Regions from separate parts of the Mus musculus genome. Here region 2 is linked to region 1. Evidence: chromatin contacts called from ENCODE Hi-C or POLR2A ChIA-PET data. All regions are on one chromosome and are shown on one strand. The core of a region is the stretch at or near the end of the contact, and the rest is flanking DNA. Distances in the headings are between cores, read along the strand shown. Region 1 holds the start of Clic4 (chloride intracellular channel 4 (mitochondrial)). Region 2 overlaps Gm12984 (a long non-coding RNA gene).

The links. A loop is a pair of places that touch in the nucleus more often than their neighbours do. ChIA-PET counts read pairs that join two places held with the same protein, here RNA polymerase II (POLR2A).
Region 2: a map of heart shows a loop between it and region 1 (6-fold over the local background). The contact joins the enhancer-like site here to the promoter of Clic4 in region 1. A Hi-C loop is called at or near these places in 23 of 37 maps with a recorded cell type or tissue (CH12.LX, Patski, adrenal gland and 6 more). POLR2A ChIA-PET finds 5 or more read pairs at or near these places in 4 of 5 experiments (Patski and embryonic stem cell).

What each region holds. Positions count from the first base shown.
Region 1 is chr4:135,271,094-135,276,593 of GRCm38, forward strand. It overlaps Clic4 (chloride intracellular channel 4 (mitochondrial)), which reads right to left and starts at 1,667. Exons shown (of 6, transcript NM_013885.2): 1 at 1,425-1,667. The coding sequence starts at 1,496.
Region 2 is chr4:135,310,713-135,316,504 of GRCm38, forward strand. It overlaps Gm12984 (a long non-coding RNA gene), which reads left to right. Exons shown (of 4, transcript XR_003955129.1): 4 at 1-212. Among named protein-coding and RNA genes, the nearest start is that of Gm12984, 7.5 kb to the left of the region's middle. Within about 2 kb of position 2,124, at least 1 of the 3 ENCODE cell types and tissues checked has a DNase peak (open chromatin) inside an H3K27ac peak, as active enhancers do; it is heart, where a contact is called at or near this core.

The sequences.
Region 1 (5,500 bases), core at 417-2,916:
TGACCCCTGTAAAAAGGCCGTTTGATCTTTCAAAGGGGTCTTGACCCCCAGTTGAGAGCCGATGCTCTAGACCAAAAAAAAAAAAAAGTTCTAAAACCAGCAACTAACAGAAAACACTAAGGCAAACATTGTTACCACCCTGCAGATTTCTGCCTTCCATCTCTGGAACACATCCTTCGATAATTTCCGCTCTTTCAAATTAAAACTAAGAAAGGGCAGACTTTAGTACTGGATGCCTGTTGGACTTCTAGTGTTGCCAGTTTCGACCTAAGCCTGGATATTTAGTGGCTAACAGAACGAACGTCAGGGTTTCCAAGGAGGCTCAGTAAAGCAGGGGACCCAGATGTTTGTTGCGTTAACTTTTCCCTCCTTCGCTACGCCCCAAAAGGGAGAGGCGCGGAGAGCAGTCAGAGAAGCGTTTCTAGGCGAAGAAGGCAGCTCCAGGGTTTACAAACTGAGGAGGGCGAGAGGAATGAACCTTTTTAAGCCCGAGAGAGCGGAGAATTCAGGTTTTCTTTCAAACCAAACGGGCTTGCCTGCCGAGGTGGCAACAGCAAACGAAAGCGGCCAAAAGGTTGCATCATGTGAAAACAGGCGCGCTAGAGAAACAAGAAAACCAGATGGTGGTAAAACACCGGACAGGAAAACCCAAGTCGGGAATCTCTGTATTTTCCGGAAGCCTTGGGGCATCCACCCTTCTTTTCGCTTTTTCTTTTCTTTTCCTTTTTTTTTTTTTTTCTTCTTCTTTGCAGTTAGTTGCCTGGGTTTTGGGTGTGTGTCCGGAGGCTCACATTTGTAACCCAGGCTGGCCTCGAACTCGAGGGACTCCTCAAGCCTCTACTGCTGGGTCATAGCCGAGTCACCACGCCCGCATTAAAAAAATTCTCCCCTCCCCCATGCGGGAGGAGGGCTGGGATGAGGGTCCCTCCTATCCCAGGCTTGCCCTGGGTTTACTAAGCAGCCAAGGCTGGCTCTGAACTCGGGATCTTCCCTAGACCACTTTTCCCAACTGCTGGGTTTACGGCTCCCGGGTCCCTCCTCCCCTTTACTTTATTTAACATTGTATCAAAGTTAAAGTTTCAGTTTCACCCGGGCCAGGCGCTAGCGTTCCAGTAAGTTGGGTGAGCTATCAGCCCCGCGGCCCGAGGCTGGGGCTCGCGGCGGGGTGGGGTCGGACACGGCGAGGAGGGTGACAGTACCCACGCGGCGCAGCTGAGGCGCGTCCCGCCCTGCGGAGTCGCCTCCCTGTCGCCGCGCCCGCAGGGTCCGCCAAGGTCCCGCTGCGAGGCGGGAAGGCGCGGAGCCCAGACAATGGGAATGAGCGCGGGAGGTACGGCGCCGCCTCGGGCTGCGGGGATGCCGCGTGGGGGCGCTTCGGGGTGCGGGGACGTCAGCCCGCGTCGCTCGGGACGGTGAGCGCTCACCTTGACGAAGAGCTCGATGAGGGGCTCTTTGTCCTCCTCCTTCAGCCCGTTCAGGGGCATCGACAGCGCCATGGCCGGTTGGGCTGGGCTCCGCGGACGGCGGCTGCGGCTGTGGCTCCGGGGCTGCTGTGGCTGCGGGTTCCCGCCGCTCGCTCACTCGCTGGCTTGCTCGTTCGCTGGACAGTCCCGGCGTCTGGCTGCCCGTGGCCTCAGATCCTCAGCACCGCCTCACGCCTCGCGCGCGACTCTGAGGGGGTTGCGGTCCCGGCCGCTTCAAACCGCTGGGCGGAGCCCTATGGGCGGGGCGTGGGCGGAGCAGTGGCCAGGATCCTGCAGGGGTGGGGGGGAAATGGGCGGGCCACAGCTGGGGGCGTGGCCTCAGGCGAGGAAGACAGCGGAGCGCTCTAGCTTCCACGGACCGACCACTAGGGAGCCTGGAGGGCGCTGGGGGCGCGGCCTAGGCTGGGCAGCGCGGATTGGCCGGGAGGTCCCCCCGAAGCCACGCCCCTCAGGGGGTGGGCGGGGAAGGTCCCTGGAGCCGGAGCCTGACACCGCCTCTCTCCGCGGCGCAGCTGCTGCTGGTTGGGTGCCAAGTGACCTCATGCGGCGGCCCGCCTCGCGCCCTCTCCCCCGCTGCAGCCGCAGGGACTCATCGTCCCCTCCGGTTCCCGGGGCGGCGGCCTCCTCGGCTACTTCTGTTAGGCGCGGCCGCCTTTTCCTGGAAAACTTTTGCGAAAGTTTTCATGTCCTTAAGAACTTTTTAATCCTTCTGACCGCGGATCTCCTTTCGTGATCCTTCTCTATTTGAAATCAAGATACTCAAAAGTTCTTGTAAAGTCGTCCTGTGTCCCGGGCTCTGAATTAGGCCAAAACGGTGGGACAGCGTCCCGCTCCAGCACAACCCCAGTGCTTGAGGCAGCGCCTGACTCTGAAAACGTTATCCGTGCTGTTTTGCCCCACCTGGACCGATTCCTGTCTTCCGTTCACCTGGAGAAGTTTAATGAGTCACCTGAGTGCCACTCAGCGCGCAGGGGCGAGTACTTTACACCCTGAGGACAGGGGCCTGAGACACGCGGTCTACTGCGGAATTGCCGTCAGTGAATGTCACCTTTGGGAAATTTGCCTTCTGGTTTTCCTTAATCTGCTCATTCTGTGGTACCTCCCAGGCTAGGGTGATGAGTGAGTTGATTAGAAAGGCTAAATTGGGGGATGGAAGCGGGGTGTCATGGTTATCTCACATCCTCTGTGCCTAGTGTGGATCAGAGTGCTTCAACAAATTGGAATGATGTGTAAAAATGCAGTGCAACCTGCAACTACTTTATCCTCACTCAACCCCATCTCCAAGTTGCTAGATTCTGTGAGAAGGATGCTGTGCCCCAGCAATTAGATCCATCAATGCTCCGGAGTAAGGCTGTTTTAAGTTCACAGTTTGGCAGTGGCCTTAAACACCCTAAACCTCGGCCTGATTTGGTGACATATACGTGGCTCTCAGGTGATGGCTCAGGCAGGAGGGCTGAGAGTTTGAGGACAGTCTGGGTATATTGCAAGACTACCTCAAAATAATAATAATAATAATAATAATAATAATAATAATAATGGCAGTCAAGATGATTCAGCAGGTAAAAGCGTTTGCCTTGCAAGACTTCCAACCTGGATGTGATGTTGGGGCCATCTAAAGGTAGAAGGAGAAAACCAACTCCAGAAAGCTTACCTCTGACTTCTACAGAATGCCATCACACACACACACACACACACACACACACACACCAGGGTTTGGGTTTTGGTCTGCCTGTTTTTTTTCTCCACCTCCCAAGTACTAGGGTCAAAGGTGTCCACCACTGCAACCAACAATCACCGTATTTTTTTTTTTTTTTTTTTTTTGAGCCAGGGTTTCTCTATATACCCCTGGCTATCCTGGAACTCAATCGGTAGACCAGGCTGGACTGGAACTCAGAAATCCACCTGCCTCTGCCTCACAAATGCTGGGATTTAAAAGCATTGTGCTACAACTGCCCAGCACAGTAAAGTTTTAGTAGGTCAGCTGGAAGACTGTATGCCTAGCAGGCTCAAAGCCCTGGACTCAGTTCTCAGCACTGCCTAACTGAGTGTGGTGCCCCATGCCTGTCATCCCTGCACTCCAAAAGGGCAGGCAGGAAGATTAGGAGTTTAGGGTCATCCTTGGCTATAAAATGAGTTTGAAGCTAGCCTGGGCTACATTAAACCCTGCCTCAAAGTAACCAGAAACCTAAGACTTCCGTTCCGTATCTAGACTAGAGAGGGTGGTGTTGGTTACCGCCTTGTGTAATTAGGGAGGGCTGGGACCTCGTGGAGCCTCTGGCGTCCTGTCCACCCCTACAGGCAAAGCCAGCGCCATGTTCCACTCAGTGGCTAGCTAGTTTGTGGTAAAGTAAGAAAAGCCAGCAGGCTGTCCTGTGGAGCAAAGCTTAAACCAGAAACAAATAGAAGGGACAGCTGGACTCTGAACTGGGTCCCCTGTTAATTTTTCACAGAACTGTGAACAGATTAAAGTCCCCTCACAGTATAGCCTTTCCACCGTGATCCCAAATGGTAAATTCAAACAGACACACACTTAAAATGGCCCAGCAGAGCCTCAAAAGACTCCACATTGGCCCCAAGACTACTGGGTCCCAGTTAGGATTTATCCAAGTCATTTTGGGTCCCCAAATTACTCCCTCACATGTATCTGTGCTGGGCCCATGCTGGCTCCCAGCCACCAGCACAGAGATGGCCCACACAGGGAAACAATAGCAATGAAAGGGTCTTTCTGTCTCTTTGCTTAAATGGGAGGAAGCCTGTGACATTTTCCAAGTCCTGAGGTGGTCCAAGTCCTGCCCTTGCTCATCCGGACACCCTCAGGCACTGGCTCAGACCTGGAACCTGTGCTCAGGAACCTGGTCACAGTCATGCCTAGGGGTCTCAGTTTCTACTCTGATGCTCATGAGCATGGGAGCACAGACAGATCTGGGAGGAGGAGGAAGAGGAAGACGAAGAGGAGAGAAAGTGTTTATTCCGGGAGGTCCTACAGCACCTTGCTTCCAACTTTGAAAGGCAAGACGTTCCTGCCCTGTGCTCCTGGTTGTTTTTGTAACACAGAGAAAGCTTGAAGATGGGTGGAGGTGTGTTCTCCTTACACACCCCTCTGACCTCATTCCCACCTGCTCCCCCTTGTGTGCCCCACCCCAGCTGCAGCAGCTTCCTTTCTAGTCCTTGGACATCGCAAGCACACCGCTGCCTCAGGGCCTTTGCGCGTGCTCTCATCTCCCACTGAACCCTCTGTCTCCCAGAATTCCCACTCACTCACGTCCTTCAGATCTTTGCTCAAGATAGTAACTCCTTAGACATTCATTGGCTATCACCTATGCAAGCTGGGTACTGCCAGCACTCCTCCTCCAGCCTCTGCTTCCTTCTCTGTGAGTGTGTGTGTGTGTGTGTGTGTGTGTGTGTGTGTGTGTGTGTCTGTTCCTTGTATATAGTCCAAAGTGGCTTTAACCTGACACAGCCTATAATCATCACAGCCTATAATCATCTGAGAATACAGTCTCAACTCAATCGCCCAGGTCAGATCATCCTCCATGTCTATGCCTTGTCTATAAGGGTTTCCTTTGATTATTCACTGACGCAGGAGAACCAAGCTACTATGGCGGGCATCATCCCTCTGCAGGTGATCCTGGGCTGTATATGAAGCTAGCTAAGCATGATTGTGTGAGTGAGTGTCACAGTGAGTAAACCAGTAAGCATCTTTCCTGCATGGTTTCTTTTTATTCTTTTTTTTTTTTTCTGTTTTTTTTTTTTTTTTTTTTTTTTGAGACAGGGTTTCTCCGTATAGCCCTGGCTGTCCTGGAACTCACTCTGTAGACCAGGCTGGCCTCGAACTCAGAAATCTGCCTGCCTCTGCCTCCCAAGTGCTGGGATTAAAGGTGTGCGCCATCACTTCCCAGGTCCTCCATGGTTTCTGTTTGCTTCAAGCTCCTGCCTGAGGTCCCACCCTGACTCCCCTCGGTGAAGAACTGGGACCCAAAGGCTTGAGCTAAATAAATCCTTTCCTCCCCTAATTT
Region 2 (5,792 bases), core at 874-3,373, 40 kb after region 1:
ACGTTGCAAACAGTGGGACTGTGAGGAACGAGTAGGTGCTCAGGTGCCTGGAGACAGAGGTGTCTTTAGTTCCTCGGTCACCTCCCACCCACCTCGAGACCTTTAAAAGCCTGCAGTTGCCAGCACTCAGAAGAAAGGCTGTGACACCCGGACACCGATGTGTGCATAAACCCAGCACCAGGGAGGCCAAGGCAGGAAGAGAACCGCTCAGAGCCTGAACATCAAGACCTTGGGTTGGGGGTCTGGAGAGATGGCTCAGCGGTTAAGAGCACTGACTGCCCTTCCAGAGGTCCTGAGTTAAAATCCCAGCAACCACATGGTGGCTCACAACCATCTATAATGGAATCCCATTCCCTCTTCTGGTGTGTCTGAAGATAGCTACAATGTACTCATATTTAAAAAAAAAAAAAAAGCCCTTGGGTTGGGAGTGTAGCCAAGTGGTAGAATGTTTGCCTAGCATGCACAAGGTTCTGGGTTCAAATCCTGTCACAGGTTTAAAACAAAGAGTTGAGTATAATTTCATACTTGGAAGCTGGAGGCACCAGGATCAAGAGTTCAAGGTCAAGTCAGACAGACATCAATGAATGGGAGGAGAGGCCCTTTGTCCTATGAAGGCTCTATTTCCCAGTGTGGGGAAATGCCAGGGCCTGGAAGTGGGCGCACTGGCTGCTCTTGCAGAGGACCTGGGATGGATTCTCAGCACCAATGTGGCATCTCACGACTGTGTGTAACTCCAGTTCCAGGGGGTCTAATACTGTCTTCTGAACTTTGAGGGCACTGTGTGCTCAGGATGCACATATAGACATACAGGCAAAACACCCATAATAATAAATACCACCTTAACCTGCACATGTGAACTACATGGCGACTTATGTCAATTTTTTTTTTTTTGAGACAGAGTTTCTCTGTATAGCCTTGGCTGTCCTGGAACTCACTCTGTAGACCAGGCTGGCCTCAAACTCAGAGATCCACCTGCCTCTGCCTCCCAAGTGCTGGGATTAAAGGTGTGTGCCACCACGCCCGGCGATTTATGTCAATTTTATTGCAATAGAAATGCAACAAGACAAAAAAATCTTGTGAAAACTGTGGCTCATTTGTAGGGCGCTTTTTTTTTTTTTTTTTTTTTTTTTGGTTTTTTCGAGACAGGGTTTCTCTGAATAGCCCTGGCTGTCCTGGAGCTCACTTTGTAGACCAGGCTGGCCTCGAACTCAGAAATCCGCTTGCCTCTGCCTCCTGAGTGCTTGTAGGGCGCTTTTTTGTTTGTTTGCTTGTTTTTCGAGACAGGCTTTCTCTGTGTAGCCCTGGCTGTCCTGGAGCTCACTTTGTAGACCAGTCTGGCCTCAAACTCAGAGATCTGCCTGCCTCTGCTCCCAAGTGTAGGGCGCTTTTTAAAAACACATGCTCAACCCTGGGCTCAAGCCCTCCCAATACAAAACCAAGAGAAAAAAAAAAAAAAAAGACTCTCGTGTAAATTCCCCAAATGAAAGGTGAAGATCAGCAGCCCTAGGTGCTGAGATGAGACGGACAAGCAACCTGTGCCCTCGGCTTCCTCCCTGAGCCCATGAACCTGATCCCAGTGAACAGACTTAGAAATCCCGTAGGAGCCTTTGACAGAGGGACCTAGGGACTCAGTGGAGCAGAGCGGAGCAGAAGTGGGGGTCCTGCTATGAGCGATCAGAGCTCTTGGTGACTGGCACTGGAGATGACCCAGGAGCACACCCACCGTAGTCGATGCTAAGCCTTCAGTGGAACCTGGAGGGAACCCAAGGGGAGCACTGTCCCGCACAGTCCTCAAAGGGTTCTCAGACAGTGATAGAGTCAAGACTGGGGAAACATAGCCACTCCCAGAGTATCACACCCCTGGGACTGAGCCCTGCCATCCACCAACAGAGGGGGGGTGTAGGGTACACTTCTGCACCAGCCGAGAAGGACTCAGGACGCTTCGTGACCCTGTGGTGAGGCTCTGCATCAGAAACACAGTATGCGGAGTCCTTGGGCTACGGTTTTCTGTAGTCCAGGAATGAAGCTGCTGCCCAGAGAAGGGACTCCCAACCCCAGCGGGAGAGCTGGGCAGCCATCTGATCCACTGCAGCTGTGGGGAGGGTGGATTCAGTGCAGGGCAGGACCATGGCAGAGAGGCTGCCAGTGGGAGGGGCTTTCCCAGACAGCCTTCTGTATGGCTGATGCCAAGGCTAGGGTCAGATGATGACAGATTTCCTGCTGAGCCCTCTGAAATGTTTGGAACTCGGCAATGACAGTCCAGAAGTTTCTGTTTCCCTGGAAGGCTCTGAAAGGAGAGTTCTAGATAAAGACTCCCGGTTTTGTTTTTGTCCTCTTACCCTGCCTGAACTATCCTGGCACCTCCACTGGGGTGGAACAATGGCTCTGAGACACTTGGCCACTTCCTGTCTCGCATCAGCATTTATTTAAGAAGCCCACTTCTTGGGTTTCGCAGAGGCACACTCTTCTCCGAGACCCACTGAAAAGCCATCTCTAGCTTTCAGTTCAACGCAAAGCATCGCTTCATTCTACAGACGAGGAAACTGAGGCCTGGAGAAGGTCAACTCAGCCTCCCCGTCCTTGCCACACCCTTCAGCTTCCAAGAATGCCTCAAGAGGGAGTGTTAGGTGACAGGAAACAGAAACACAGAAACGCTAGCTTTGAGGCACTAAAGCTGGGCCTGCCTCCCCCTCTCCTGCTTGCTTTGGCTAGAGTTGTCCCTTCCCCTCGGGACTTCAGTTGCCTTATCTTGTAAACGCAGATAATTATAGCAACCGCTCTCCAGGGTTGACGTGTAAATGAGAAGAGCTGGTCATCTGTCGCGAGCTCGGTGCACTGTAAGCTGAAGACACTGAGCAAAATGAACAGCCCTGTTTAGTCATGGTGACAACTCGAATGTGCAATACCCCCACCCAGAGACCCATGCATTGTACACTCCAGCTTGTGGGAGGTTGGGAAACCTTCGGGGCATTATACACATAGGTCACTGTTTGGTAGTGCTTCCGATCCACCAAGATACAAACAAGCCACTGTCCTAGCTTTTCATCCAGGTATGTCCAACCCTTCCTCTGTGGTGGAGCAAAGGTCGCTGTGGTGACCAGCTGACCCCTTATCCCTGTAGTCATAGCAATGACATCAGCAGACACACTCAGAGACAACCAGGTGTGTGGCAAGGATCCTGGACCCGCCGCTCTTCACTCTGAGAGAGGTGGAGAGGTCACGAGGACTCATTCGCTCCCCTCTGCCTCCCTTGAGGTCACAGAAGGAAGGGAAACTGAAAGCAGAACTCTATGATGCGATTCTCGTGAAGCCATCCCTCAGAGATGTGGGACTTTTGGGTGACACAGCTTTCTGAGTCGCCCACGCCTGTGAGTTTCCCTGCACAATGCTTCCATCAGGAAGTCTGAACCAAGCTGGACTCTGGGTGAGACTTTCTTTTTTTCATTTTGGGGTGTGTGTGTGTGTGCTCAAGAATGCATGCACATACTTCTTTTGTTTTTCAAGACAGGGTTTCTCTGTGTAGCCCTGGCTGTTTTGGAACTCTGTAGACTAGGTTGGCCTTGAAACTCTCAGAGATCCACTTGTCTCTGCCTCCTGAGTGTTGAGATTAAAGGCATGCGCCACCTTGTCTAGCTGCGTCTCTTTTTTCAATGCCTCATCAGTGGCCTGCCTTGTCCTAAGAAAAGCAACACAGCGGCTACACCGGGACCTCCTGCCGCCTCTGGTTGAGCCACTGTGGCAGCCACGTCTTCACCACAGTGACAGATAAGCCCTTGTCAATGTCTCTCCCTGAGTCCGTTCTGCCACCCGTTTTGTCATAGTAAAGGATACAGTCACAGGTCTTGACAGCGAGTCCCTCGTGTGACCTGTAGCACCCAGATATTGCATAGCCCCGTTTTCCATCAGCACCTGGCCCTGTGTCCTCACTGGCTTCCGGGAGAATGCGTCAGTGATGGTGGTTCCTCAAATGTCCTATCATTTGTCAGAAGTGAGTCCGTAGCATTATCAGACATACCAACTCAGCCTGTACATCCATAAGGGGCACCCAGAGCCCCAGAGAGAGATAAGGGCTTGCCCAAGCTCACCAGCAAGGGCTGACGGGAACAGGTCCCAAGCTCTACCCACATGGACACATAGCTCCTCCACCTTCTTCCTGAAAGGAGACTGGCCCAGGTGAATGTTTAAAGGCTACATCCAGGATGGGAGATTCATGCCTGAGTCAGTCAGTCCCCTAGGAAGGCCCAATGTTCTGAGTCCTCAGTCCACAGAACTGTGAATTTCACAGAGGCAGAGAGGCCATGGATCAGTGGACTTTGCCTAGTTGTATGATAAAATACCAGTGTTTGCCAAGGGTCTGTCTTTATGAGCCTGGGTTCAGCTCTCAGGATTGCACTTGACAGGTACAGGTTGTAGTGGTTTGCATGAAAATGACCCCCAGGTAGGCTCCAGTGTTTGAATTCTTGATGCTTAACTGGTGGAACTGATTGGGAAGGATTAGGAGGTGTGTCCTTGGTAGAGGATGTGTCCACCAGGAGTGGGCTTGGAGGTTTCAAAAGATGCATGCCATTCCCAGTATCTTGCTCTGTGTCATACTTTGCAGGACCACGATGTGAGCTCTCAGTTGTTCCTGCCCTTGTGTTTTGTGTTTTTGTTTTGCTCTGTCAGCGAGGACTCTAACCCTCCGAAGCTGAAGCCCATTTAACCACTTCCCTTTATAAGTTGCCTCGGTCATGCACGTTTTATCACAGTAATGGAAAAGTAACCAAGACACAGGGTGAGTGGCCTGGCAACTTCCAGCTACAGCCATCAGCATGGGGGAAGTCTGGGCGGGCTGGAACTCGAAGAGTCTGCTGACATCCCATCCCTTCCAGAGCAGAGGGCAGGGAACTAGTGCTGGATCGCTGGTGCTCAGTTGCCTCTCTCCGCAGGCAGGACCCAGGGTCTGCTCACAGTGAAGAAGACTCTTCCCTCTTCAATGATATCAGGCTGGAGAGATAGCTCAGTGGTTAAGAGCACTGACTACTCTTCCGAAGGTCCTGAGTTCAAATCCCAGCAACCACATAGTGGCTCACTCACAACCACTTGTAGTAAGATCTGACGCACTCTTCTGGAGTGTCTGAAGACAGCTACAGTGTAGTTACAGATAATAAATAAATAAATCTTAAAAAGAAAAAGAAAGAAAAAGAAATGATATCAAGGAATACGAGCCTGCTGGTGAGGAACTGAGGCGTCCTGACGGCTGCAGCGTGAGTGGGGCCATCTGGGTCCCCAGTGTCAGTCAGGCCTCCTGCCTAACCCTAAACACTGTAACAGCATTTTATGATGGATGCATCAAAAACCACACGCCACTACTGCGGACCTAGATTACTTCAAATCTCCAACCTCCTGAATTGTGTCAGGTCGTGCCATTTTGAGGCAGGATAGCCATGCAATGAAAATTAAGGGGCCACAGGAAAGGCACCTCCCACTCTAGGCTGTCACTGACGTCAAGGATCCCATAACAATTATGATTTGTTATGAAGGCCGCCTGCATATACATGATGGTCCATTGTTTGTTCATTTGTTTGGAGACAGGGTTTCTCTCCATAGCCCTGGCTGTTCTGGAACCAGCTCCATAGACCAGGCTGGCTTAGAACTAAGAGATCCATTTGCCTCTGCCTCCCAAGTGTTGGGATTAAAGATGTGTGCCACCATTATTTGGCCCACGATAATCCTTTTATGTAGATATTTAAAACTAGAATGTGAAAAGATGGGGCTGCAGAGATGGCTCAGGGATGAAGAACTCTCGCTGC